Regions from separate parts of the Homo sapiens genome. Here region 1 is linked to region 2. The links are chromatin loops, found by intact Hi-C in ENCODE. Cell type or tissue: endothelial cell of umbilical vein. All regions are shown on one strand. Links, peaks and the distances in the headings refer to the core of each region. The heading gives the core; the rest is flanking DNA. Region 1 overlaps MRPL33 (mitochondrial ribosomal protein L33). Region 2 overlaps RBKS (ribokinase).

The links. A loop is a pair of places that touch in the nucleus more often than their neighbours do. Peaks named below come from ENCODE experiments on the same cell type or tissue, not always from the same donor. Only the 100,000 strongest peaks of a DNase experiment are listed, where the experiment ranks them.
Region 1: it touches region 2 in a loop (4-fold over the local background); 34 of 110 quality-filtered maps call a loop at or near these places.

Annotation. Positions count from the first base shown.
Region 1 is chr2:27,778,287-27,781,206 of GRCh38, reverse strand. MRPL33 (mitochondrial ribosomal protein L33) reads right to left here. Exons shown (of 4, transcript NM_004891.4): 4 at 1,474-1,774. The coding sequence ends at 1,725. Among named protein-coding and RNA genes, the nearest start is that of MRPL33, 8.0 kb to the right of the region's middle. In endothelial cell of umbilical vein, for the core only: no CTCF peak of the experiment used is centred there; a DNase peak (open chromatin) is centred at 1,536; H3K27ac peaks cover 2,226 bases.
Region 2 is chr2:27,884,139-27,887,058 of GRCh38, reverse strand. All of the region lies in intron 1 of RBKS (ribokinase), which reads left to right. Among named protein-coding and RNA genes, the nearest start is that of RBKS, 4.8 kb to the left of the region's middle. In endothelial cell of umbilical vein, for the core only: no CTCF peak of the experiment used is centred there; DNase peaks (open chromatin) are centred at 1,278 and 2,288; H3K27ac peaks cover 2,330 bases.

The DNA.
Region 1 (2,920 bases), core at 273-2,772, 110 kb after region 2:
GGTTTTGTAAGGGAAGGCAGAAGTTTGGATATTTATTGAAACCCTTCAATGTTTATGTATCAGCAACTAATTTTTTTTTAAATGTAAACACCACAGGGGCATGGTGGCTCACGCCTGTAATCCCACCACTTTGGGAAGCAAGGCAGAAGAATTGCTTGAGCCCAACATGGCAAAACCTCATCTCTACTAAAAATACAAAAAATTAGCCAGGTGTGGTGGCACACACCTGTAGTCCCAGCTACTCAGGAGGCTGAGGTGGGAGGATAACATGAGCCTGGGAGTTCAAGGCTGCAGTGAGCTATGATCACACCACTACACCCCAGCCTGGGTGACAAAGCAGACCCTATATCAAAAAAAAAAAAAAAAAAAAGAAGTAACCACCACCTATGGGCCACATTCAACCCATGGGCTGAATAAGTAAGTCATTTGTTAAACCAGGTAAGTTTTTTTTTTTTTTAAGCAATTCATGCATGTCACAGACCCTTTACATCAGCTTAGCTAGGATCAGGTGAAAGATTTTTCTTGTAACTCAACACTATATACAGTTTCAGCCTAAAAAGAGCCAAGATCTCACCTATTATTACTTTGAACCAGAGCTTTATCAAAAGATGCCATAAAATAGCTGATTGACCATGAGGCCACAAGCCCTAAGACTCATCAACTATCTGCCTCTAATTCCACTGCCAGAGAGCTGCTCTTACATTTCCCTCAGAGCCAGGTTTGGGCCATGGAGAAGGAACTTCTTATTTTGTAGTCAGGGTGGGCACTGTATCATTCTCCCACACAAATGCTTTAAATGGGGTAGGATGTGAACCAACAGATCTTAAAATGAGCAGATCCTTTTCAACCGGGAACTTGACAAAGGAGAAAACTGGACAATTTTCAAAACTTGTGGGAAACAACAGCCTGAGTGAGAAAGTGTATGGCTCTGGGCAGGAGAGAGGTCCGTATCTGAACATTAGGGATTGCTCCCAGAATTCCATGCTAGTTAGCTGTGTGGTACCACCATGCCCCAGAAGTCTTAGCAGTGGCTTTATTGAAACACTATACCTTCTTTTATTTTAAAAGGAAAGAAAAATCTAGGGAATAAAGGAATCCAAAGCTGTCCCAGAAAATCCTAGATACTGCTTTGGTGATCTGGGTTTGAAAATATAGGCCTGTGGCATTTTTCCTAATTATATAAGCACAAATCAGAAATAGAGGTTCTCTTGGTTTGTGTTACAAGGCTCCTCTTTTTGTCATTCCTGGTCCCCCTTGCCATCTCTGTTATTACATGGGAGTTTCTTCAAGATCACTCTGGAATGTTACTCTGCCTTTTCTCTGAGTACAGAGGGAGCAGGCTGGAAACTCTTACATAAGTGTTGTTATGGAAACATTTATTACATGGAACAATGGTTATTTTTTAGTAATGTGGTTGATTTTTAAAACATCAAATAGTGGGGAAAAACATCACTAAGACACAATAGCACAGGCTATTTTAATATTTTTTATTAAGGGCTATAAAAATACCCAGAAAGATAAATAAATGTGATGCAATGATATCTGTCCTAATATGAAGAACTTTCTTTCACTGCATTGTTTTCCTTCACAATGGCCTTCAAATCACAGGAGGCAGTGATTCCATGCCATTTCCTCTTCTTTTATTACACGCTACAGGATTTCTGAATCAGTATCCCCGCCCTCAGTCTTCTCTTTATAAATCAAAGTCATTTTCAATCCACCGTTTAAAGGGAGCGTATTTTTTTCTTTTCCACGAAGAGGACTCTTTGTTTCACTATGGAGGGAGAAAAAAAAATTGTGGCAGAAAATTATTAAGTATCATCGCCATTTTTATAAAAAATACATATCAGACCATAAGCCCTCACCTTTCTCTTATTTTACTATTCCTTGATATGAAGATGGAGCTGATTTGCAAACTCAGTTCCTCCATCCCAGGAGCCAGGGCAGACTGGAGAAAATGGCTATAGGGCCACTAGCTAATCAGCAGCATCCTTGGTATGCCACAAGTCATATTCAACCAATGAAGAAATATTCACATTAAGAAAGAAAACTAGGGACAAAAATGGAAAACAATGTTTTCACCCAATTAATGTCCACTCTTGTAGGAGGTAAGCAAGGACAGACTGGGAGCTGGACTCCAGAAAGAGAGCAGCAAGAACCAAGTGGACCACGCTGTCTGGAAGAGTAATAGACACTAAACCTCTACTTCCCAGAGATGGGTTAATACACCCAAATACGGAGTTTTTAGTTTGGTACTATAATTAATATCATAACCAAAATCTCATTATTGTAAATATTAGAGTACAGTTCTCTGAAACAAAGTGCTACCGGCCTGGATGAAACACTGAAGGCTAGCTGGGCGCAGTGACTCACACCTGTAATCCCAGCACTTTGGGAGACCGAGGTGGTCATATCACCTGAGGCTGGGAGTTCAAGACCAGCCTGGCTAACATGGAGAAACCCCATCTCCACTAGAAATACAAAATTAGCCAGGCATGGTGGTGCATGCCTGTAATCCCAGCTACGCGGGAGGCTGGCGCAGGAGAATCACTTGAACCCGGGAGGCAGAGGTTGCAGTGAGCCGAGATCGCACCATTGCACTCCAGCCTGGGCAACAAGAGTGAAACTCCGTCTCAAAAAAAAAAAAAGAAAAGATTGAAGACTAGATGCTGAGCAGTAAGGCTTTCATATTTCTATAATGCCTTATGGCACTCGATTAACTTCCATCTCTCTCACACACACACCCACACACCCACACACACACACACCCCTACCTATTTCCTCTTTGCTAAAACAAAAACAAGAAAACACCAGAAATGGAATAATCACCCAAGGAAGATCCAGGAACTTAAACAACTATGACCTAACAATTCCTCACTTGTCCCTATCATACAGACATTTTAGCTTTTTTCTTCTACAG
Region 2 (2,920 bases), core at 158-2,657:
CCCTTGCCACGTAACAACATATTCACAAATTCTGGGGATTTGGATGTGGACATACTTTGGGAGAGGGGAGCAGAGAGTATGTTATTTTTGCTACCACAGTGGTTAAGCTTGAAGTAAAAAATCCTACAATATTTAGTTCTCAGAGACTCTTTGAAGCCTATCATTCTATCCTCACATTTTACAAGTGAGATAAGGAAGAGAGCTTCAATGACTTACTCCAAATCACACAGCCAGTAAGTGGTTACTTACTGGCTAGTAAGTGGCTAGTAAAGGCTACTACCCAGGTCTCCCAATCCTTAACCTTTCTTTTTTATTTTTTTAAATATATATTTTCTATTTTTTATTTTGTTAAAGATGGGCTCTCGCTATATTGCCCAGGCTGGTCTTGAACCCCTGGGCTCAAGCGATCCTCCTACTTGGTGTCCCAAAGTGCTGGGGTTACAGGCGTGAGCCACCGTGCCTGGCCCCAATTCGTACCTTTCCATTATATCATTCTACCTCTAACTCTGACTAGTGTTTATTGCCCTTTTCATCTACAGTACATTTGATAGCTTGTAGTCTGTACATTCATTGTTAACTTTATAAACTGATAAGGAATAACAACTAAGGATTTATAATTTTCAAGTCTAAAGATAGTATCTTTATTACTGTGCCTTATTCCTAAATTTAACTGTAACTAGCCTGGACACGCATGCCTATTCTTTAGTATCACTTCAGAAATAAAACTGCTTCAATAACTAAGCCCTTTTAGATGGCATCCAAGCCCAACTTACTTTATATATTACATTACTGTGTGCCAGACACTGCTAATTCAATCAATGAATAACCTTTTTTTTCATTTCTAATTTCAGTCAGCTATGAATAGTAAGTCGTATGTAGTAATAATTTTTAAAAATCATTAGCTCATACAGCATGGCAAACAATTGAAATTATTTAATACTCACTTATATTTTTCTCATCATCCTCTTCCTTCTTGAACACTCATCTCTAAAGTTACACATTACAAAGATACAAGGAATCAACCCTGGTCTTATGGGATATAAAGTCAAAGATTTTCCAAAGACAGATTTCCACAACAAAACAACAATGTGTGAATATTTTTAGACGTTAGGCTCATAGGCCTTTGTTAATCATGTTTTCATTAGTAAACCTTATTTTTTATGACCTGTATCACCCATTTTTTTAATTATTCATTCAAGAAATATTTATTGAATTTATACTATGTGCCAGGCACTTCCTGATGTGCAGAGGATACAGCAGTGAAAACACAGACAAAAATCCCTGCCTCATGAAGTTTACATTCTAGTAAGACAGTATCAGTAGAAATAAGTTAATTACATAGTAAGTTAGGTAAAAGCTAAGGAGAAAAATTAAACATGTAAGGAGGGATGGGAATAGGAAGTTTAGATTACTGGCTTCAGAAAGCCTCACTGAAAAGGTTATTTAGAGTAAAGACCTAAAGGAGGAAAGAAAACAAGTCATAATCTGAGGGAAGAGCATTCCAGGCAGAAGGAATAGTGTACTCAAAGGCCGTATTCAGTGAAGAACATGGAGTCCAGTATGGATGAAGAAGAAAAAAAGAGTCAGGAGACAGCAATCAGTGATTAAAGGACATTGAGTCATACTTTGGATGAGATGAAAAGCTAGTGGAGGATTTGAGCAGGGGAGTGACATAATCTTATTTTGATTATAATAGGATCTCTCCAAGGGCTATATGAGAATAAATAGCATGAAGGGGAAGGCAAATACAGAAGCAGGGACACAAATTCAGAGTCAATCCCAACAATCTAGGCAAGAAATGATGGTAGCTTGAAAGCAGTGAAGTGGAGAGAAAGCATCTTTCTATTATATTTTTGGGGTAGAGTTGACAGGATTAGTGGAAGTTGACCTCTATGAAAACGCAGAAGATTGTATGCAGAGAAAGTTGGGTGGGAGAGGGCTGTATCAGGAGCACAGAGTGGAATTGGGAGGGTTGAGGTACCTACTAGATATCAAATTGAGGAGGTGAAGAAAATAGATACAAGAGTTTGGATCTCAAAGGAGAGGTCCAACCCGGAGATATAAATTTCAGAGTCATCAGTGTATCAATGGTATTTAAAGCCATGAGGCTGGATGAGATCACTGAGGGTCTGACCTCCTAGGGCACTACAACATTTAAAGGATAAATTTTTAATAAAATTGACTTCCTGTCTCTCTTCAAGTCTCTCTGCAGTCCTAAAACTTGCTTTGAGACGTGCTTAATACAAACCTATGTTTATATTTCCATAGCAATAGACTCTGATGTCAACTAAAACTCTGTGTTATCTTTTTACATGCTGCCAATTAAAAGTGATGGCTTGAGAGATAAGACTCGTGTTCACCCAAGCATCTAAGCTTAATCCTGCCAAATCAGGAAATGAGTGCCTAATTTTCAAAAGGTTTAATTGGATAGTGGAATAAGTGAATTTAGAAGCTTTTAGATCCAAAGCGGATGAAGCATTGGACCTAGATTACTTAAAAAAAAAAAGTTATGGCCAGGCATAGTGGTGGCTCAAGCCTATAATCCCAGCACTTTGGGAAGCCAAGCGGGTGGATCGCTTGAGCTCAGGAGTTAAGACTAGCCTGGGCAACATGGCAAAACCCGGTCTCCGCAAAAAATACACAAATTAGCTGGGCGTAGTGGTGTGAGCCTGTAGTCCCAGCTACTGGGGGGCTGAGGTGGGAGGATCGCTGGAGACCCAGAGGTTGAGGCTACAGTGAGCCTCGATTGTACACTGTACTTCAGCCTGGACAACAGAGTGAGACCCTGTTAAACATAAAAAAATAAAAGAGAGTTATACTGTACCTATCAAAGTTTGTATTTGTTTGACATAATAGAGTACTTTGTAACTGGGACACAGGTTACAGAGTCAAGAAGCCTCTTGGCTTGTCATATTTAGAA